Linked DNA regions of Mus musculus: region 1 is linked to region 2. Evidence: chromatin loops called from intact Hi-C (ENCODE). Cell type or tissue: heart. All regions are shown on one strand. Links, peaks and the distances in the headings refer to the core of each region. The heading gives the core; the rest is flanking DNA. Region 1 overlaps Gm30215 (a long non-coding RNA gene). Region 2 overlaps Pde3a (phosphodiesterase 3A, cGMP inhibited).

The links. Hi-C counts contacts between places; a loop is a spot of excess contacts. Peaks named below come from ENCODE experiments on the same cell type or tissue, not always from the same donor. Only the 100,000 strongest peaks of a DNase experiment are listed, where the experiment ranks them.
Region 1: a loop joins it to region 2, with 2.4 times the contacts of the local background. A loop is called at or near these places in 7 of 42 quality-filtered maps.

What each region holds. Positions count from the first base shown.
Region 1 is chr6:140,757,747-140,774,041 of GRCm38, reverse strand. It overlaps Gm30215 (a long non-coding RNA gene), which reads right to left. Exons shown (of 10, transcript XR_003956541.1): 5 at 6,911-7,144. Among named protein-coding and RNA genes, the nearest start is that of Gm30215, 86 kb to the right of the region's middle. In heart, for the core only: a CTCF peak has its summit at 7,524 (motif pointing left); no DNase peak of the experiment used is centred there; H3K27ac peaks cover 414 bases.
Region 2 is chr6:141,305,267-141,313,266 of GRCm38, reverse strand. All of the region lies in intron 1 of Pde3a (phosphodiesterase 3A, cGMP inhibited), which reads right to left. Among named protein-coding and RNA genes, the nearest start is that of Gm10400, 31 kb to the left of the region's middle. In heart, for the core only: a CTCF peak has its summit at 3,204; DNase peaks (open chromatin) are centred at 1,496 and 4,616; H3K27ac peaks cover 1,906 bases.

The DNA of each region.
Region 1 (16,295 bases), core at 3,737-11,736, 540 kb after region 2:
TCCTGTTAAGGCTGGGCAAGGCAACCCAGGAGGAGGAAAGGGGTCACAGCAAGCAAAAGGGTCAAAGGCAGGCCCTGCTCCCACTGTTAGGAAGCCCCCAAGAAGACCAAGCTACACGACTGTATCATGTGTGCAGAGTCCCATGCAGTCCCATGCAGGCTCCCCTCATTGTCAGTTCCCTCTCTGTGGGCCCCTAGGAGTCCAGGTTAGTTGATTCTGTAGGTTTTCTTGTGGTGTTCTTGCTTCTTCTTTGTCTTCTTCAGGATTCTTAGAGCTCTGCCTAATGTTTGGCCATGGGCCTCTGCATCTGTTTCCATCAGTTGCTGGATAAAGTCTCTCTGATGACAACCGGGTTAGGTGCTAATCTATGAGTATAGTGCAATATCACTGGGGATCATTTTAGTGTGTGTGTGTGTGTGTGTGTGTGTGTGTGTGTGTGTGTATGTGTGTGTAAGGGGGCTTTTCTACATACAACCTTGCTCTGAAATAATGGCACAGAGACCTTTATATTCATTATAAGCTTCGGGGCACTATAGCTGGGCAGATACTGAGCTATTCTTACCCAACAATGCTGGCCTGGCCTACTTCCATCATCCTACACAGCACTTTACCTGACATCCTTGTCTCTGGCTCTAGCATCTCCTTCTTCATTCATGTCCTCACCTGAGACCCTCTCTCCTGTCTGGTCGGGAGAGTCCCACCTTATCCTCTCCTGTTCAGCTTTAGGCTATTCAGCTCTTTATTTAACCAATCAGGAGGTCATGGAGAACAATGCTTTACAAAATACTAAGTCATGCCAAGGTCTGCACTGCAGCCAGATCTCTGGGTAGAGAAATCAGCATGTGACTACACAGTACACAAAAACATCCCCAACAATTCACATTTGGTTCTATCCTAGGTCTCCGGGTTATCCAGCCTCTGGGTCTTGGCCCTCCAGGCAGTGTCAGGGGTGGGCTCCCTCTCCTTGCTTAGGTCTCCAGCTAGACCAGTCCCTGGTTGGCCACTCCCACAATTTCTGTGCCAACTTTACCCCAGCCATCTTGTAGGCAGGACAAAGTGTAAGTCGATGGTTATGTGCCCAGGCTGGTGTCCTGATCCCTCTTTCCTGTATACAGAAGATGGTTGGTTCCGGCTCTCTATCCCCCATTGCTAGGAGTCTTAGCTAGAGTCACCCCTATAGATTCCTAGGAGTTTCCATTGCACTTGGTTTCTAGCTTGCCCTGAGATGCCCCCCAATTCTGGTTGTCTCTCCCAGTACTCTCTCCCTCCATCCTCCCCATACCTGATCCCTCCTCTTTCCACCCCCCACATCCACACCTGTGATATCTATTCTATTTCCCCTTCCCAGGGAAATTCATGCCCTCACCCCCTAGCCCCCTGAGCCCTCCTTGTTCCTTAGCTTATCTGGATCTGTGGATTGTAGCATGGCTATCCTTTAATTAATAGCTAATAGCCACTTATGAGTACATACCATGTTTGTCTTTCAATTGAAAACTGGAAAAAGAGAATGTGGTACATTGATACAATGGATTATCACTCAGCTGTCAAAACAAACAAACAATGACATCATGAAATGTGCACGCAAATGGATGGAACTAGAGAAACCAATCATCCTAAGCGAGGCAACCAAGACCCAGACCGACAAACATAGTATGGCGGCATTTTCTCAATGGTGGTTCCCTCTCAGATGATTTTATCTTGTGCCCCCCACCCCTCCAACCCCCAACCCTACTCCCACCCCCACCCCACTCCCAGCATGCTGCCAGAGACCATATTGATGTGAGCAGCCTGTGTTGATACCTGAGGCTATGATGACATCTGTGGTCCCTGCTGCCACTGAAGGCCATGTCTGGGTCTGTGGTCCTACTGCAGTGAGAGGCTGTATTGATGGTTGTAGCCGATGCTACCACCCAAGACCATGTGTATGCTCATGGTCTGTGCTGCTGCCTAAATCCATGTTGATGTCTGTCTTAGTTAGGGTTTTACTGCCTTGAACAGACACCATGACCAAGGCAACTCTTGTAAAGACAACATTTAATTGGGCTGGCTTACAGGTTCAGAGGTTCAGTCCATCATCATCAAGTCAGGAACATGGCAGCATCCAGGCAGGCATGGTGCAGGAGGAGCTGAGAGTTCTATATCTTCATCTGAAGGCAGCTGGTGGAAGACTGACTTCCAGGCAGCTAGGATGATGGTCTTAAAGCCCACACCCACGGTGACACACCTCCAACAAGGCCACACCTCCAAATAGTGCCACTCCCTGGGTCAAGCACATTCAATCCATGACAATGTCCGTGGGCCATGCTGCCACCAGGGCCTTGTTGATGTGAGTGGCCTGCACTGCTACCTGAGGCCACTGCCCATGTTGCCTTCAAGGGCTGTAATAGTGTCATAGCCCACGCAGTGGCAGAGGACCATGTAGATGCCTGTGGTCTGTACTGCCAGCAGACACCATTCTGAGGTCCATGACACATGCAGACACCAGAGACCATGTGCATGTCCACGGTCTGTGCTATTCCAGAAACCACGTGCAAGTCCATGATTCATGCTCTCACTGACTACAAAGGGCAAAGCAGCTTTTCAGTGCTATCAATGACTGCAGACTCACAGTTGCAAAAGAGAGACCACCTTCAAAGTGTAAGACAGGCTCCCCACTTCCACCCCCACCAGATGTTTATGTCACCCTGTCCTAGTCAGGGTTTCTATTCCTGCACAAAACATGACCAAGAAACAAGTTGGGGAGGAAAGGATTTATTCAGCTTACACTTCCACATTGCTGTTCATCACCAAAGGAAGTCAGGTCAGGAGCTCACACAGGGCAGGAACTTGCAGGAGCTGATGCACAGGCCATGGAGGGATGTTCCTTACTGGCTTGCTTCCCCTGGCTTGCTCAACCTGCTCTCTTATAGAACCCAGGACCACCAGCCCAGGGATGGCACCACCCACAATGGGCCGGGCCCTCCTGCCTTGATTACTAATTGAGAAAATGCCTTACAGCTGGATCTCATGGAGGCATTTCCTCAAGGGAGGCTCCTTTTTTCTGTAATAACTCCAGCTTGTGTCAAGATGACACACAAAGCCAGCCAGTACACACCCCACTGAGAAAAGTAGCCAACACAGCAACTGTGCAGAGCCCTTTGAGTAGCTAAGGTCTCTGGCCATCCACATTGTTTTTCTTAACTTCCCATGTAAAGATCTTTTTCAGTTTTCTTGAACCAATTAAATCTGATATGCTAACAGAACCCCCCATTTAAAATACGTATGCTTTTAGAAATCCAGTTTCAAAACCTCATAGCATTATACAGAAAACTAGTCTTTACCTTCCATTGTTCTGGAAAACATGGGGCAAGCCTGGATGGTGAGGTGGGATTCCTCAGCCAAGCAAAGGGTTAAGTGAGACCCATGGCTTGGGGGACAATGGAGTCTTCCTTTCCACAGCGCTCTGGGGTCATCGATTCATTACTTCACATCGACCCCTGCCTCCTCGAGATGTAGCACAGCCTTTAAAATCTGGGCCCACTGGGCAAGGTGCGGGGGGACACTCCTTCATCCCAGACAATGGAGAGAAGAAGCAAGAGGATTAAGAGTTCAAGGCCATCCTTGGCTACATAAGGAGGTCTAGGCCAACATGGATTATGTGAGATCCTTGCCTGTAAAAACCAAAATGTCAAAGGTATTTAGATTTCAGGTAACTTGTGTACAGCAGAGCTGGGGGGTGGAGGGGGGGGACAATGGACATGAAGGTCCGAGTAGATCTTAAAACTTGAATGCAGGCTTTGAATGGTCCTCCATCTTTCTCGGTACATCATCTTCCAACACTGGCTTCCCCTTGTTTTCCTTTATAGGGAGTCTTTTTTAAAGCTTTGTACGGATTCATTTCTAATTTTATGTGTTTGAGGGTTTCCCTGCATATATGCCTGCTTATTGCATGCATGCTGTGTCCTTGGGGACCAGAAAAGGACATTGGATCCCCTAGAACCAGAGCTATAGAGAGCTATGAGCTACTATGTGGATGCTGGTAACAAAACCCAGGTCCACTGCAAGAGCAGCCAGTGCTCCTAACCATTGAGCCATTTCTCCAGTCCCTGGTTTTCTTTTGAGAGCAAAATGGCTGCATGCTGTAACACTATTTAGTCACTCGCAAACGAACAAAAGTATTGGTGGCACTGGCTATCAGTGTATATTGAAGTTAAGGAAATGAATCCCGATTATGAACCCCAAAATATATTCTACACACACAACACACACGTGCGTGCACACATGCACACACACAGCTAAAGTAAAAAAAAAAAAAAAAAAATCCTACAAATCTTTGAAGTCATTTTTAAAAATAAATTATACAATGATCTATTTGCATGTGGCTCTTAGGTATTCGTACACTGGTCAATGTGACCGAACTGCTAACTGTTTGTTTCCTTCATGATCCACACTCCCACCGCAGCCCCCCAGTGACAAGATACCCACAGTACAGTGCTGGTCTGTCCAATGAGCTCCTGCGGCGTGCTGTGAACCTAGCAGGGCTGAAGACAAAGACCAGCACAAGCGCCATACAGCCATACGACACTCAGCAGCCTGAGCACCACGTTGGAGAGAGAGCTCAAGTGAGCAGACCAGGGGTGTTTTCCTCTGCCTCACAGTCTCTTCAGCGGAACTGATTGCTCATTTACATATATCATCTATCACAAATCCTACTCCAAGGGAGACGTGGGGGAAAAAATCCTCTAGCAGGAAATGGGGGTGGGGAGGGGGACAGTCAGTCCGTTGTCTGGGCGACGTCTTAATAGCCCCCATTAGGATTATTATTGACTTGAACAAAGCACTTAAGCATAAATTAACCCAGGGACTTCTCTAGCATCCCGCAGGAGTAAGCAGGCAGTAAGTAGAAATTCTATTTCATAGGAAGCTGAGGAGTTCTGAGGACATAAGAAATCAAGTTTGTAATACAACATTGAGCAGCAGTAAGCACTCGACGCTGTAGGAAAGGCCCACTCCTGCGGGAAAAGGCACGTGATTCCCACACGTGCTGTCGTCTCAATTCCCACTTAAATGCAGCCTATTTTCCACCCAGCAGGGGCTCGGAGACCCAGTTACCATAAACAGCTAGAAGTGGCAGCCCGTGGACCTCAATCTTCTATGGTCTCTTCCACTATCATCCTAAACGTGTGATTCAAGGGGGAGTTTCACAGAACAGACCCGTTGGGGAGAAGTTACAATTTAGCATGAGTCCTAACCCTCTTATCCACAAGAACAAAAGGTTTCTCGCCTCTTTTTCAAGACATCCTTCTGAGTTCTGAAATCCCTAAGAGAAGAGTAGCCTTCTTTTCGTTTGTTTGTTTAAGACCCATTTATCTGACCCTTTGTTTTAGGCGTATGTGTACATTTCTTCAGACACACCAAAAGAGGGCATCAGATCCCATTACAGATGGCTGTGAACCACCATGTGGTTGCTGGGATTTGAACTCAAGACCTCTGGAAGAGCAGTCAGTGCTCTTAACCTCTGAGCCATCTCTCCAGCAATCCGACCCTTTGAAGCCAAGGTAAAATGAGATTTTAGGATAAGTGTATAAAAATCTCTCTTCAGAAGCCTCTGTCGCTCTGGCACAGGTCCACAGACAGGGGAACTGGGGTGGGGGTAGCTTGAGTGTGCTCTATAGCTCCCCCAACAGGAAGGAGCCAACGAGGTTCGGGGCGGGGACAGGAAGTTCCTATGACTCTATGGAGCTCCAGCCTCTGCAGTTGGCTCTGCAAATCCACAAAATATGCAATTCAAGGACACATCAATATCACATAAAATTCACCCGAGGCCCTTATAGAGAAACGCACGTTGTCTCTGCCCCTCTCCCACACCCCCTCCCATGGTCAGCCTCTGCAGGGCTCTCTCTCTCTCTCTCTCTCTCTCTCTCTCTCTCTCTCTCTCTCTCTCCCTCTCTCTCTCTCTCTCTCTGTTATGGGCTACAAAAGCAGACAGACATCGGGTTATGCTACACTGGACCGTAAGGATAGCTAGGCTTCTGAGGTTAGAAGTTAGGGGCTGTGATCTCAAGAACATGATAGAGGGCTAGAGAAGACAGCTGCAGCACCTAAAAAACAGCAGAGCTTCTGTGACAATGGCTGGGTCCCTACACAGCCTGGGGAATTGGGTCAGCGCCCTATAGAGGAAGAGAATGGAAACAGGGGTGGGGGTGGCCGGAGTGGGGTGGAGGAGGCATCTTCACTTGGACCTCACGAACTTAAGCACCAGTCTCTTCTCGGCATCAACTGGAAGGGAGAACAGAGGCTCTTTTCCAGTTCTGGTTCATTTCCTTCCCTCTGAGAGAGGCAAAGAAGTTGTCCTGATAGAAACGGCTTGATTTTGAATACTCTGCTAACCAGGCAAATGCAAGCATCCCTTCCATTTGATCTTAACAGTGAAGAAATTAGACGCCTTTGTTTTCACCTGCCATACCGAAAACCTTGCAATTCTTTGACTGTAGCCAAAAGGGCTTCTTATAATCCCCTTGCTTTAAGCTAAATAGACATCCTATTCTAGTTCCCGTATTCTCTGTGGTGACATCCTGTTCTAGCCCCTCCCCCACCCCCATTCTTCTCCGAGTTCCCTGACCACACAATGTCTAGAGCAAAAGAGCTGACAACATGGAAACCCAGTTTTACTTAGCTAGCTCAGCACTTTGACATTTTACACCTGCAATGTATGTTCGTTTTGATTAAATTAAATCAAATTAAAGTTGTACATACCCCTCCTTCAATGACCAATTTCTAAGAGAAAATATCTTTATTACAACTTTTTGCCTAATTTGGGCACCGTGAGTCATTGCTAGACCAATTAGCTTTTTTGTATATAGAGCTTATGAAGTAAACCAAAAATAGACAAAACATTATGATGTCTCTACAGAAGTCAAAGCTTTCTCACCTTCCAGGTCAGCGGCAAGAATGACAGAAGGGTCATGGGGCTTAGAAGGGTGTAACTGCTTCCTGCTGAAGAGGGTGGATTGTATTGTCTACTTTTCAGTGATTGCAGGTTAGATATCAGCTTCGACCGTGGTTTAAAGCCCGAAGATCTTCCTTGATTTCCTTGCCTGAAACTTCCTGACTTCAGCCAGATCACGAAGGTTCCAGATTTTGATTCTGAGATAATGGTGAATCTCTAAGAACAAAGAAAGGAAGGGACATTGTTTCTGTTCTATTGTCCGCGCAGCTGCGTTTATCAGGTTAAGACGCACAGATCATAAACGAAGGAGAAAAGACTGATACGATTTAGAATTCACATTTGCTAGGAGAGCATTTTCTCATCCATACGGATCGTAACCATTTCACATATGAACACATCATTGAAGAAATTGTCTATAGAATGGTTCTGTCCATTTATCCACGTTCTCACTAAGAGAAAAAAAAAACATGTTGTTTTGCTATAAAACTGTATCTGAATACAAATAGGGAAATACAGTCCTCAGAGGTTTCTGAACCCTTGCGAACTCGTCACGGACACACTGTTTTCTATGAGCACAAAGGTAAGATCGCCACCTTCTGGCTAGGTGCTCTAATAGCATCTTCTCATTGTGAAATTTCTAGTAACTTCCAAAATTTGAGTCTATACCGTTTTGATGAAGACTTTGAAGATTTCAGTCACTTGACGTCCAGTTTAAGTGGAAAAAGTCTCTTGTCTAAATGCTAAAAACACACAAAACATTACTCTAAAGATGTATTTGTTCTTCACACTACTGTTGCAGGAAATATTTTAAAATGCACCATCCCACACTATACCCAGCTACTCTGCCCATGTCTCTCCACCTCTAGCCTAGCCATGATGCAGTCTTCCCAGCTCTGGTTTATCTGCCTCAGAGCTGCCTGTACCTTCTCAGCCATCCACCCCCTGCGGCTAGTTGTCACAAATCCCCTTAGCCCAGTAAATCAAAACTCTAGAAGCTTAGAATTAGTCAGTCAGATTTATATATCAGTAAATTCTCAATTCACAAGATGCCCACACAGCAATTTCAGAGCCAACTGATAATGATACAAGCTGCCCACCTAGATTAGACAAGTTATCCCAATTATTCTATCCTTTTATGATATATTCATGGCTACCTGTGGCTATTTAACGCCACACTGAATCTAGAGCATCTTCCTCTTCCTCCGTTTTCCTTCCTTCTCTCTCCTCCTTGTCCTCTCTCTCTCTCCTCTCCTCCTTCTCCACCAAACTTTTCAGCTCCACCTTCCCTTCCACTGCCCAGTCACCGGCCCTAGCCTTTATTTTACCAGGTGGGGAGCAGGTTTACAAGAAGTCACTGGTGATACAACCATCATCCGCAGCCCCTCCTGGGGAAGCAGAATTAGCATCAAAATACAAACAGCACCAGGACTATCCACAACACACCACAACAGTGAAGGTGTCAAAAGCCAAAGGTATTTTCTCTAAGTGTTCCTTAAGAAGCTAAGGACAATGGAGATGATTCACTGTGTAAAATACTTGTTGGGCCAACATGATGGCCTGAGCTTGGGTCTCCAGCACCTACAAAAGTCTTGGTATGGCAGAGTAGACATGTAATTCAAGCAGTGGGGAGGCAGAGACAGGCAAATGCATGGAGCTCATTGGCCAAACAGCCTAGTTAAAGAGAGCTCTAGTTTTGGAAGAAACCCTGCCTCTGATAATAAAGTAGACAGCAACTGAGAAAGACACTCCACTGACATCACTGACCCAGTCTTCGTCTGCGCATACACACAGGCAGATGCTGGCAGATGTGGGGCGTTTGTATTCTAAACATAGTGTCAATTATCAAATTTCCTTAGTTTAACAGTTGCAACCTGAGCGGCAACTCCACCAACAGGGATCAGTTGGTGAATTTAAAAACAAAGAAAAAGAAAGAACTTGGATGAAAAGTCCAACCCCAGATTCAAGCATAATTCTCCGCCCTAATCGGACTCCAACCAGCAGAGTTAAGTCCAGCCGAAACCATTTCCTGTGAGACTTCACAGGAGTCCTGTGACATCACCATTTCAGCCACCAGGAACACTTTGAGTTTCCTACTCCCCCGAAAAAACTCCTTCATACAAAACTCCCTTTTAAGGGCAATCTCCCTGTCTCTGGATTTGCCCAGAAAACGTATCACAAAAAAGCAGATTTTTTTTTTTAATTTACTTTCTTAGTCAATTAAATCTGAGGCAATTCCAGGACAACTCACTCCACTGGCAGAATGTTGCTCAGCATGATCCTACGGAGGTGTGGGAGACAAGTGGAATAATCTTATACAATCTTGTTTCTTTTTCCTATACTTTATTTATTAGCAGTTTACGTTTGCATGTGTAAAGGTGTCTATATCCCACACTCCACATCTGGAGGTCAGAGGACAGACTTACAGAGCCGGTCTGTCCTTCCTTCCACCTTGGGTTCTGGGGATGAACTCGGGTTGTTAGACCTATGCAGCTTGTGTTGTGACCACTGAGCAATCTCTTATGGTCCTCTGTTGTGGTTTCTTGGAAGGGGGTCTCACTCTACAGTCCTGGCTCACCAAGGACTCAGTCTGTAGCCCACAGTGTCTTTGAACTCACAGCCATCCTCCTGCCTCACACTCTCAAGTGCTGGGATTATAGATAGGCACATCACACCCAGATGTAATATCACTGCTATTTATGCAAAAGGTCACATAAAGTCCAGTTTGTAGAGAGTGTGTACCTAGAGAAACATAACTGCTCCAGAGAGATGAGTTTCAGTATTGCCAAGAAGCCAGGAAACAGCAGCACCATCCTTGGAGAGCTTGCTGACTCTTTGCCTAGTAAGACAATGAAAATATTATGACAGCTTGCTGAGTCTTGGCCTCAAAGGTATTATTTTCTCAGGAGATAATTCTGCAGAATTATATGGAAAAGTCAACCATTGAAATCGTAAGTCAGATAGCTGATGTGTTCTAAGTGAGCTCAGACATCAGCAGAGGCAAAGAATGTGTAGAAGAAAGCAGAGCTCTCCCCGGTCTTCTGCTCAAAGATGACATTGACCGTTGTTGCTTATGTGCGAATGTGAATACAAACAAGTAAGTTATACAGTAGGTTAGCCACTTTGTGTGCCAAAATACTAACAGCAAGGCTGTGACGCTGTCCCACAGCCACCAGAGTGCAGAGAACCACCAATCACGAGTTTCCACCAAGTTACTCACAACAATCAATGTGGAGGGCAAGAGGCCCTGTAAGCAAGCCACTCTGTCCTGGAGACACCACAAGTCATCTATGGTAAAAGGCACTCAGACCTAGGGCTAGTTCAGATTTGTGTTGTATCTCAGGTTAAAATACTGCCCACATATATCACTTCCTATTTTTTCAGGGCACTCTGGGCACACAGGCAGTTCTAAACTTGAGGTCATTCACTTGTTGTTCTACAGATAGGAAATAGCTCCTAGGTTCTCCATTAAAAAACTTTTTATACTGAGTCTAAAAACCCACAATACCCTCTTGAACAGATATTAGCAAATGTGGTGCTATGAACAATGGGGACCAAGATGCTGAGGTCTGCTAGAAGTACCACATAGCTCACACGGCTGGCATGGCCTGCCAGAGCAAGTGACAATACACAGGTGCTATTACAGGCTTTTCTCCAAACACTGAGGGGTACCAGCAGGAGATAAAGAATAGTGTGACATAATCAAACTTGCTTTTTTGGTTTTTTGTTTGTTTGATTTTTTTCCTCTGTATGTACACAAGTCCATGTGTGTACATTTACATGTGCATATATATATTGGGATATACATATATACATACATATGCATATACATATATGTATGAGAATTTATTAAAATGGTATACAGGCTGTGGTCCAGTTAATCCAACAATGGCTGGATATGAACAGAAGGTCCAGTAGTTGCTCATTCCCCAAGGCTGGATGTCTTAGCTGGCTTTCAGTAGATGCTGGAATCCCATCCCAAAGGAGTAGGCTCTAATGCCAGTGAAGGAATGGACTTGATAGCAAGGCAGAGCAAGCAGGCAGAAAGCAAAAAGTTCCCTTCTTCCATGTCCTTACATAGGCTTCCAGCAGAAGGTGTGGCCCAAATTAAAAGTTTGTCTTCCTGCCTCAAGATCCAGATGAAAGGGGTGACCTTTAACAGCTCGGATGATCTGCACTAAAGGTCTATTTTCCTACCTCAAAGATCCAGATTAGAAGTGGATCAAATTAGGAGAAAATCCTTCACAGGCTGCCCTCCATGTTTTAGGTTTTAGGTCTAGATGTAGTCAAGTTGACAACCAAGAATAGTCACCAGAGTGTGTATGCATGTGGAGCCACCACAGTTTGTATGCATGTACAGGTCAGAAAGCAACCTCCGATGTAGTCCCTTGGGCAGTATCCACTGTTTTAAATATACAGAGTCTCTCAGCAGCCTGACAATCACCAAGTAAACTCAACTGGCCAGCAAGCCCCACTGATCAGCTGTTTCTACCTCCTTGGTGCTGGGGATGACAAGCTTGTGTCACCACATCTGGGGATCTTATTTTTTACCATGGCTTCCAGTATCAACATGGCAAGAGCTTAATGAACTCCGGCCTCAGAGTTGCCTTTTTAGTATAACAAACTGAAGTCAATAACAATATATGTGAGACGATCTGGATGAAAAGTTCAGGACCTTAAATTGCCTTTTATCAAGATCTGATAGTAGCACCATCAGAACCAGAACCTGAGGCTGGGGTGCAGCTCAATTGATAGAGTGCCTGCCTTGTGTGAACAAAGCCTTGGGTTCGAGTCCCTACACAACACAAATCAAGTTAGTGTGTATACCTGTGATCCCAGTACTTAGGGGGCAGAGGCAGGAAGGCCAGACCAGAAGTTCAATTCATTCTCAGATACAAAGAAAGATCAAGGCCAACGTGGGATGCATGAGACCCTGAGTAGTGGTTTGATGAAAATGACCCCCATAGGCTCGTATGTTTGAAACTTGGTCTCAAGTTGATGGAACTGTTTGAGAAGTGGCCTTGTTGGAAGTATCAAAAGACTCTTGCTATTTCTAGTTTGCTAGCTCGCTCTCTCTCTCTCTCTCTCTCTCTCTCTACCTCATGGTTGTGTCTCAAGATGTGAGCTCTCAGGTAGTGCTCTACAGCCATGCCTGCCTGCATGAATTCTCCCTCTCTGAAACCATAAGCTGCAAATACAATGCTTCTTTCATAAGCTGCCGATTATGGTGTTTAAACACAATAATAGAAAAGTAGTTAAGACACCCTATCTTCAAAAACTAGTTATTCTAACATGAAGTCCAGAACTTATTGTTGCAGTGTGACATAATCACATTGGGTAATTGAATAAAATACTAAAACAAACGTGTGTGTGTGACTAATAAAATAATAGTCAAAATTAATCTATTTCATTAGGAGACAAATCCCCAAGAGGAAATCATACTTATTTTTCCCTGCAGTTCTCCGTGTTTCCCAGGGAGACTACCCACTGCCACAGACTGCCCACTGCCACAGACTCTATCCACTGTCACAGAGTACCCACTGCCACAGAATCTATCTACTGTCACAGACTACCCACTGTCATAGACTCTACCCACTGTCACAGACTCTACCCACTGTCACAGACTGCCCACTGTCACAGACTACCCACTGTCAGTCATAGACAACCCACTGTCAGTCATAGACTACCCACTGTCACAGACTCTACCCATTGTCACAGACTCTACCAATTGTCTGACCTCCAACTACAAGACTAACTTGAATGGCTTGTATTTATGCTGTAGATTCTAAAATATCATTTTTACCTGTTGGCAGATAAGTCACTGCGGGCTGTCAGCTGTAATGAAAATGGCATTTGTGTAAGGCAATGTGACACATGCCAGTTTCTATACTGAACTCTTAGAATTTACCATGGTTCAAAGCACAAGTCTGAAATTTGCTTTTTATGCACTATATGAAAGGAGGCATCCCTGAGCAGAGTATAAATAAAATAGAAGCAAGCCTAAGCTTGGTAACACAACAGATTATCCTAAGACCTTGAACAATGACTGCTAGTTCAAGCCAGCAGCAGCTGCCATTGCACTGAAAGCCTACTGGATGGGAAGAGCCCCACTGGACATTCTGAACTAGGATTTGACATCTAGTTTCCCCAGACCCAGTGCCCAGAACTTTTGTGCATGGAAAAATCTAATGACCTCTGCTTTCCTGTTTGAGGTTGAGATTTTTTTCAGAATTAGAGACTGCAACCTAGGAAAAAAAACTTGAACTTTAAGGAAGAGTATACTCTCTTGTGGACCACAGACACCATCTTGGGAAAGGGGCAGGAAGAGTAAGCTTGATCTAGAGATCTCTAAAGAGATTCTCTCACGGTTATAAGGAATCTCTGCAGAGATTTGCTCTCAAGGTTATGAGACAATATGTATACGTTACTTTTCTCTTCACTGCAACAAAATACCTGGCTAGAAGCAACCTCAGGGAAGAAGGGCTTACTGAGAGCCTGCCTAGGAAAGGCTATGCAAGCAAGCGAGTTTCCTGGAGTTGGCTCACCATTTTGCATGGCTGCAATGGGTGTGCTCTGGAGAGACACAGCCCTAGAGACTTCATCTCAAGATTGCTTCTCGATGCTATGTGCTTTTCCTGCTACTATCACATAGCCTAAAGATTCCTGGACATCAGCCCACCCTACTGGGCAAATTTCCTGCAGATCAACATGAAGATGAACTTTTATGAATTAATGCTGTTTAGATGGATTAATGACCTTATAGCATTTCTGATTTGATTCAAATAGTTTTAAGAAGAAAGTTTAAGAGATGGTTTTAGTTGTTTTCCCAGAAAGATGTAATAAAGTTAGAATCAAGAATAGAATGTGTCCTTCCTTATAGAATGGTAAGTAAAGACTGCATGATAAGGGACACAATGAGCTTTCACAATTACACTTAGAGAAGAAATAGGCTTGGGACAGATTTGTGATCAAGAAAAAGCATTCATTCTAGGTCAGGTCCAACGACAAAGCCACAGGTTTGCACCATGATAAAGCAAGGCCATGTGAAACTGTTGCTTTGAACTTATAATGAGCTTATAGAGCAAAACACTGCTTTGAACTTACTATCAACATCCTTCTGTAACTCCCCTTTTGTGTAACATTTTATCTATGAGGTAATTTTATAAAGAACTTTTATCTAAGAAGGTATAAATAACCATAGAGAAGAAATAAAGTGTGATATTTGTGGCTCAGCCCCATCTACCAAATGTATACATGTATATGCCTGTTCATCTATATGTATGTACATACATATGTGTGTAAGTATATGTGCATGTATGCAAATATGCATGAACACATATGGAATTGTTGAGATAGATGGTCAGGCCCAGCCAAACTCTGTGTGTGTGTGTGTGTGTTTCCTTGAATTCTTTCTTCCTTTTCTTTTCTCTGTGCTCATGAAGAGAAGCTATACCTTTTTGCTTAAATTCCCTGCTGTTATCTGCAGGAATCAAATTGCTAGAAGCCAGCAGCTTTTAGCCCACAGACCAGCAAAGAGTTAAAGACAAAAGAATTGACACAGGTAAGCAACATTTGGTCACACAATTGCTGACAGAAGAATTGACAAAGGTAAGGCTTTGGCCTCAATCACTGGCTTCATACCTCTTCACTGCCTTCCTTGGTGAACTGAGTACTGAGATAAGCCACTAGCAGTTTACTGGGGTCACAGCTTGAAAGCAGGGATGGGGCACTACATGGTGATAGGAGAGCTTGAGAGCAGAGAAAGGCACTGTGACAGAGTCACATTGCATCCCAGTCGGGGAGAAGGAAAGAGCTTGCTGGTGCTCAACTCTCCTCTCTCCCTCTATCCAATCAGGGACTCCAGCCCATAGGATAGCACCACATGTATTCAGGGTGGTATCCCCACCTTGGGAGAGCCTCTTGAGGAAGCTCTCACAGATAGATACACCCAGAGAGGTGTCACCTCTGTGATTTTAGATCTAGTCATGTCGACAATGAAAATTATCACTATAATAGCATATTTCTCAAGTTTATAAGGACGTTTGTGATTTTTTTTGTTCTGTTTTGCTTTTTGTTTCTTATGTTTTGTTTTGAGACAGGGTCTCACTATGTAGCTCTGGCTGCCCTGGAACTCACTGTGCAGACCCAGCTGGCCTCAGACTCACAGAGATTGACCTGCCTCTGCTTCCTGAACACTGGGATAAAAGGTATGCATCACCATGACAGGCCATTTGTGATTGATCTTCACTGTCTACTTAGCTGGATAAAGAAATGTCTAGGGCATTAATTAGCGTTTCCATTGCTGTAAAGAGACACCATGATTGCTTCTCAGCCTTTTGGCTAAGATCAAGTGTGAAGAGACATGATAACCAAGGCAACTCTTATAAAGGACAACATTTAATTTGGGCTATCTTACAGGTTCTGAGGTTCAGTCCATTATCATCATGGCAGGAAGCATGGCAGGATCCAGGCAGGTATGGTGCTAGAGGAGCTGAGAGTTCTACATCTTGTTCGGAAGGCAGTTAGGAGAAGTCTGTCTTCCAGACAGCTAGGAGGAGCGTCTCAAAGTCCACTCCCATAGTGACACACTTCCGCCAGCAAGGCCATACCTACTCCAACAAGACCACACCTCCAAATAGTGTCACTCTCTGGGCCAAGCGTATTCAAACCATCACAGTGAGATGCACCCTAAAGGTGCCTCAGGAAGGATTAACTGATGGTAAAATCTGTCTACAGTGTGGGCATCACTTGCTTAAGAACTAAGGTAAGGCATACGAAGAGAAAGGGAGACTCTGGAGGAAACCAGCAGCCCACACCTCCATATTTCTGTCTCTCGTTCCCTTACCCTCCCTTTAGCCTCCTCTCTCTCTCTCTCTCTCTCTCTCTCTCTCTCTCTCTCTCTCTCTCTCTCTCTCTCTCTCTCTGTGTGTGTGTGTGTGTGTGTGTGTGTGTGTGTGTGTGTGTGTGTGTGTACATGTTCTCGCCTTCATATGTGGTATTGTCCCTTATATTCCTCCCTGGTTCTGAAAACTATCTGACTGTCTGTATTGTAGGCATCTAAGTATGTGGCTGAAAGTTGGAGGAGGAAGAAGGAAGGAAATGCCTCACAAATGAATTTTGAAGTCGGAAAGATGGCTGCATGGTTAAGAGCCCGTACTGCTCTTCTTCCGGCCTGCACTTACTTCCCAGCACCCATGTTGGGCAGCTAGCCACCACTTGTGACTCCAATTTCAGGAGACCTGACGCCTCTTCGGACTTCCACTGCACCTGAACCCGTGTACACATACTGGCACTCAGGCACGTGTACACGCAACATAACTAAAATTGGAGGTTTTGTTGTTTGTCTCTTTGTTTTTAAGAAAGATTCCTT
Region 2 (8,000 bases), core at 1-8,000:
TATGGTATTTGGGTGAGCCATACATTGGCAGGAAACTCAAGAGACTGAAGAACCAGGAAATGGGATAATATTTGAAACATAAATAAAGAAAATATCCATTTTTTAAAAAGGAATAAAAAAGAGAGAGAGACTGAAGAACAACTAACTTGAAGCCGGATACGCTTCAAGCCATGACAATTTTGGTGAATAAAGCACTCACAGAACACCATGTCCCTGCATGCCCAAGAGCTGTCTGCATTTGCTATTGTGAGTACTTAGACATGGGAAGACGACTGAAGACGACTGAACACCCGTGTGTAGGAAAGCTGCACACTGCACATGCTCTGCCAGTTTCCTGCTAGCTTCTAGTACTTCCCAAACTCTATGAGGTTCTGGAAGTGACTGCAAGGAATGCCCTAAGAGCATGCGTGGAAGAAGCCAGCATTACACAGGATGGACAATATCAGCTGACAATTGTGTTGTCCTTTATTGCTTTTCTTATACAATATCAAGTAGTCTATCTCATGCTTGGGCCCCTGGAAAACAAACGTAAAACTGAAGACGTATTCATATTTGAATAATATATTCAATTCAAGTTCTTCTTTTCTTTTTTCTTTTGTTTCTTACTCCTTTTATTTTATTTTTTTTCCAATTTTTTATTAGGTATTTTCTTCATTTACATTTCAAATGCTATCCCGAAAGTCACCTATACCCTCCCCTGGCCCTGCTCCCTTACCTGCCCACTCCCACTTCTTGGCCCTGGTGTTCCCCTGTACTGGGGCATATAAAGTTTGCAAGACCAAGGGGCTTCTCTTCCCAATGATGGCCGACTAGGCCATCTTCTGATACATATGCAGCTAGAGACACGAGCTCAGGGGGTACTGGTTAGTTCATAGTGTTGTTCCACCTATAGGGTTGCAGATCCCTTCAGCCCCTTGGGTACTTTCTCTAGCTCCTCCACTGGGGGCCCTGTGATCCATCCAATAGCTGACTGTGAGCATCCACTTCTGTGTTTGCCAGGCACTGGCTCAGCCGTTAAAGGCTAGGCTCACAACCAAAAATATAAAAGTTCTTCTTTTCAAACCCAGAGTTCAAACTTTGTGCTAAAGCTGAACACTCCGATCCGTTTCTAAAGCAATCGATATCTGCCTTTTACCAAAGGCGTTTGCCTGGTGTCTTCCTAGAAATGCGTAACCACTTTCTGTTTGGAGAAACAAAGAAAGAAATAAAAACAGGAGTTATCATCCTTCAAGCTTTGACACTGTTGGCTCCTGGTGCTTTTATGGCTGTAAGAGCAGCCTTTGGGAGCTTGTTTTATTACCTTACCCTGGGTCTGATTTCCTGGGGGGGGAAAAAAAAACCAAGATGGCAGGTCTGGTTGATGGGGCCATGCCCACGCTTATCCACACTGTCTAGAGCACAACGCTAAGCCATCCAACAGTCTCTGATCCACAAGTGACATCTGCAAGTGTTTTCTGAATGCTTGCAGCTGTGTCTCTGACTCAGCTAACAGGCCTAACACTCCACATGGCTGTGCTCTCTGAGTTCTCATGAGAACCATGGCGTGGGCCCCAGCGTTAGTGTGAACCGCTACGGGACCCACAGACTTGAAAATGATCACAGAGAAATAGAGAAAGACATGAGGAGTGGCAGGCCTGTCTTGACTGCTGTACTAGCCACAGTGTCTGAGGACTTGAGTTTACCCTTCAGAACGATAGATGGAAGCAGCATACATTTGTAATCCCAGAGCTGGATGTGGGAGACACATGCCTCTGGGGCTCAGTGGACAGTGGACCAAGCCAAACTGGGGAGACTGGGGAACAACAAAGATAACGGCAAGGATAACTCCAGCTCCATACACAAGTACACTCACACACACATAGGAACACAGATACACACATACATACATATGCACAAGTACACACACAAACACAGACACACATATACAAATATATACATACACACAGACAGACACATAAACATACATACATGCATACATACACACATACCCAAAGACACACATATACACACAGACACACAAACAGATACACACATGTTCATACACACAGATACACACAAACACTCATACACACGCTCATATGCACAACACACACTCATACTAATACACACACACATACACACACAAACATACACATAAACATGAACACAAAAATACATATATATACACACACATACAAACACAAACACACACATATATATATACACAGACCCACATACATTCACAAATGCACACACACACACATATATATATATATGAAGCACATGGTGGAGGACAGTCTGTAAAGATGTCTTCTGTCATACATACATACACACATGCACACACACACACACAAAGTAAAATTGTAAAAATTTTCAAAAACAGACAAACCTAGTGGGTTGCCTTAAAAATGAAAACCGATTAAAGGAACATGTACAAAAAGGATTCATGTTCTATTAAGTCAGAAAAACTACAGCCCCAGATTTCTGTTTGTCTCAAACCGCATGCAATGGTTGGTTTTTAAATTGTAGGGTCAGTATTGCCCAGCTGCAATGCTAACCAATGTGATTCTCCTCTCCTCTGTTTTGAAGACACTGGTGGACGAGGTTGTAAAAGGTTACACTGCCTTCAAAAATTTTAAAGCTTCTTCTTTGCCAAGGGTCGAGTGTTTTAATGACCTTTGGAAGACAATGAGGCAGTGTGCTAAGCCCTGTGTTTAAATATCTAAACCCTCACGAGCAAGCAGCAGAGTCACCTTGGAGAAGCCTCTCCGAGGGCACTGCTCTTCGAGAATACCCTTGTCCTCTTATGTTTACTTGGGAAGGCTATCCCAGCAAACAGTTAAATACCATAGGCTACAAGTCATGGAAAAGGGAGTTTAACTACGGTTCACATAAAACTGTGAACTCAGAAGAAGGTTACTTGGGAAAAACACACAAATAAAATATAAAAACATTTAGGGGGAGCACATCAGAGTTCAAGCCTACGAACATACAACAAAACATAGCAGATGCTGCATTGAGGGGGCTGCCTGAATGTCACAAAAACAGACAGCCTGACCTTGAACACACAAGCTGGGATTTGAAGCTTCAGTGAGATTCAAAAAGGAAACATAGTCTGCCAGCCAAAACTAAACATACATTGACTTTCTCTCTCATAATCCCTTCCTCTCCGGGGCTTTGGTAGTAGGTGCTCAGTAAGGACTCATCGTGCTTTACCTAACTTCTTCCTTAAGGTGGCGCCATTACTTAATATTGTTTTTTGTTTGTTTGTTTTTTTCATCTCTTGGTTTTGATGGATAAATGGCTCTTGGCTTAGAAGTATATGTGACAGAAACTCAGAACATAGACATAGATAAAAATGAATACATCTTTAAGAAAAATAATGAAAATAATTCAAATAATGTAGTTTGGGTTATGGTGTTTTCCCACAATGTATAAGAAACAACTGGATACAAGCAAGGTGATAATACTTCCTGTCACCAAATCCTCTACACTTACGGGAAATGCAACCAGCCAGCCAGAAACAAGCAATTCCTAAGGAAGCCTTACAGACTGCAAAAAATATAAAGACAGTTATGATTAGACCTGGATGTGGTCGTTCAGACTTGTCATCCAAGCAAAGGAGCGGCCAAGAAAGAGGATCAAGAGCTCCAAGTTCACCTGGTGGAATACAGGGAAAAGAGTCTGTCTCAACACACACAAATACACACACATACACACACACACACACACAGACACACCCACACAAACACATATGCGTGTGTAATATATACATATATATATTCATGCATGCATGCACACACATACACACATACATATATACACATGAACACACACAAAAATACTTATATACATATGTATGCACACACTTGCACACACATACATATATACACATGCATATTCTATACACACAAATATGACTTATTTATTTGAATGATTGGTGAGTTACAATGTATTCTAGATTTTAAACAAACTCACATTATCGCCACAGTGTCCAAGAAAAGGCTATCCAATAATTGTGTAAATGCATAAAGTTTATTTGAGTGAATGGGACTGAATCTAAGTCAGCAACACAGGAACTCTAATAGATTCACCTTTGGCCCACTAAGAACAAGTCTGGGGGCTAAAGAGACAGCCCAGTGGTTAAGAGCATTGCTGTTCTTCCAAAGGACCCGAGTTCAGTTTCCAGACTCTTACAACTGCTCATTCCCCAGTCCCAGGGAATCTTATGTCCTCTTCTGGCTTTCCAGACACTGTACACACATGGTGCACATATATACACCCCTCCAGACAGACAGACAGACAGACAGACAGACTCACACACACACAAGCTAAAGAAACAAATTCTTGAAACACTGTCTGAAGTGTTAACGTCATTGCTGTCCCCCTCGAGTTGAAGTGTGCTGTTATTCTCTTTCCTTTGTGTCTCCTTTTATTTTCTGGAGTTAGACATGAGTGTGTCCATTTCTTTTTTAATGACAACCTTGTAGTAATTTGAGAAATGTGTTTTAGCTCCTATTAGCTTTCTCTTCTTTAGCTACACAGTCCTGCTTCCTTGTTGCTACACGATTTCCAGACTTCTGGCACTTCCTTCAGTCCATGTCCTTCCTAAAATTATGGGGCCTTGGACAGAACACTGTATTCCACATGAGCAGCCAGCATGAAGTGCGTCAGCACCCTGACTTCCCCAGGAGTGGACACTCACTTCTATTTATACTGAGGAAGTTTTAAGGTTTTTTTTCCTCTTCATATTTTTTCCCTGCATCATACAGCAGGCTCTCATGAAGTTTGCAGTCAAATAAAGCTACCAGACATTTTTCACAAACTAAACTTTTCATACTTACCTGCCCCTCACTTCCAGGAGACACACAACGCCAGGGAGTTTAGATGTGCCCCCACACCATGGAACGACAAAATGTAGAGGACAATTTACTATATACTCTTATCAAAATAACCATTTCAATGCCGGTCCCAGTGATTAAAGTGCCATCAAAACTAAGTATTTACTCTGGAAAAGTCCTAAAGAGTTCAAATGGGCACTCCCAGTCTGAGTTCTGCGTTCTCTATAAAGCATGCTAGTTGTGAAAGGTGACTAGATTAGATCCCAGTTACTACCCTGTGACCTGCAATTATTGCGATCACCCTCATTTCCCCAAATGACAAACTGTGACTCCTTCCAAGTCACACAGCCTGTAAGAAGCAGAGGCAGGGTCAGGTTTCCACTGGGATGTGGCTCGGGTAGTAGAATGCTTGTCTAACCCTTAAGAATCACTGGGTTCAGTCCTTGGCACCACACACACACACACACACACACACACACACACACACACACACACACACACACACACACACACAGGGGAACAAATGCCTACTGTCCAGCACTTGGGAGGAAAAAGCTGGAAGGTCAGAAGTTCAAAGTCACTCTTGCCTGTATGGGGCCAGCCTGAGGTACATGACACCCCGGCTCAGAAAGAAATTATTTTAAAAATAAATAAACAAAAACAAAAGCATGGAAAAAATAAATAAAATAAATAAAAATAAACGCTTGTTCTAGACGGAGGCCTGTGACTGTTACACTCCTTCCTGTCTCTATATGAAAATACTTAGTGAGACACAGGCTATATCAGACCCTGAGAAATAAATACAACAACATAGTGTTATCTTAAGTGCATGTATGTTATCTTTAGAGTCTCTAAACAGAGCCAGAAGCAAGAAAAGCACCACACCATAGGTACTCTAAGCATAACTTCCTATTTTCTCTCTTACACATGAAGTTCACTTTCACTTTAGAAGGGACTCAAGCATTTCTGTCTGCAAAGAGCTTATAGCCACATCTGGCCTACACACCGGTTCATTTCAGCCTATGTGTATTATTCAAGAAAATATATATGCATGTCAGCCTATATATTGCAAAGTTCTTTGGGGCAAAGAAAGCCACCTTTACATTGTAACAGGATTTTACTACTAAAAAGTGAAATATTGTATTAGAGGAAAGAATGGTGATAAGTTATTGAAGTGGAAGCATGAGATGGGACAAAGCATCAGCCTGGAGCTGTGACATACATGGCACCAGTTCTGCTGCCTAGCCCATGGGAGGCCCTGGATTCAAGACCAAACAATGAGAAAAATAAGTTCCTCTTTCAAATTTCATCTTCTGTAGAATAAATCTCTCTGGATGATATCAGAGTGTCTACCTTGCTCTATGAATCAAAACAAACTCTTATGATATAGACACACAAACTGAGATTCCAAACCCTCAGAATTGAGACTCTCAACAGCATGTGTGTTTCTGATAAGCCCGTGTTACCTGAAATCGTGTGCACTCGTTTTTCCAAACGTATGAGCATGTCACATGTTACTTCTGTTGACAAATAAGTTCAATATAGGAATAAAACCAAGGCTGTCTCCTCACCCACACTTCTTGAGACCCTCTGTTCTTCCCCCTTTGACTTCAGAGTACAGCTGCTACGCTCTGCAGAGCCAAAGCAGAAAGGATGGCTGGACAGGTGAGGCCAGGGTGAGTTCCTATTGTCATAGCATTGCTACTGTTAAACTTCTGGTGTTTTTTTTGTTGTTGTTGTTGTTTTAAATAATTATTATTATTAATCATGTATGTCTGTGCACCACATGAATATCTGGTACCTGGGAAAATAGGAAATGGCATCAGATCCCCTGGAAGTGGAGATGTGAGGTGTCCTTTGGGCGCTAGGAATCAAACCCAAATCCTTTGCTAAAACAGCAAGAGCTTGTAAACACTAAGTCGTCTCTCTAATCCTAAGATGCTGGGATTTTCACTCCAATTTATCAGTATTTATTGATAGCTGCTTAGTTTTTTGGCACCGTTGCAGAAATTCACCTATTTCCTATGCTTTTCCAGGAAGTGCATATTTGGAAACATGTCTAGCAGAGGTCATACAAGTCACCCTGAGGCAGTACAAACTTTAATCCATACCATGTTCCAACCTTCCTCATTGTGTTCCTCAGACAGGAGCACATCAGCGTGAACTTATCTGTGAATTTATGTTCATAATTTACAATGGCAGAGTTGCTTTAGGTAATAAAAACATGAGCACACATTCACGTTCTCTGTATGGAACAGTCAGCTATCTGAGTGTGCCCCTCTGTGTGCGGCCAATATCATTGAGTATTTTCCCTGCTGAAACAGAAAGCTGCCACGGAGGAGAAGAAGAGGGAAGAAAGGAGGGACAATGAGGTCCCTGACATGATTCACCCCCACCGAAGCACAGAAGAGGCGGGTTTTCTTGTTGCTGGCCTCTGTTTCTTCATATAACATATTTTTTCTCTTCACATCCCTGCCTTTTCCTGACAGCGCCAAGTCGTGTCTCCAGTCTACAAAAGACTGCTTGTAGAATTACTAACAGATAGCAAGAATTTCAAGCTCAAATCATTTTGCCTTTTAACTATTACTCTGGAAATATCTATTTATTGTCATACTAAAGCTGTAAGCGATTATACTGAAATGTGCAAAGATGGAATGATTTCTATTTCTAACCTGCATCGCCTTTCTCGAACTTTCCATTGCACAGAAAGGCACTGTTTCTCTCACTTCCTGACTCCAAGAACTAGAACCACTGCAGCACACAGGAGCTACAGTAGTTCTCTGGTATTCACTGTGTTTACCATGCATCCACTCCTTGTCCCCAGCACATACCTTCTATTCCCAACTCTGACATCCCAAGCCTTACCTTGGGATATGTCTGCACTGAAGTGCCTATCATCCCAGACGACTGGTCCTGCATGCCACCACGAGGCTACAAGAAGCTGTTGGATTGTTGTGGGCTCACTTGCTAGGCAGGGATCCCAAGCTTTAAAGCAGGATCAAGGCAATGAGAACACAGGAGGAGCAAATGCCAGCTCAGCCGTGCACCAGCGCTGACACCTTCCATGCGAAGCCATTTCACCTTCATCACCGCATCTGAACCAGAATTAATGATTCTGAAAGTCTGTTTTTGTTTGTCCAGGTGCACGCAGCTGTTCCCTTCTGCACAGAGAAACAAGTC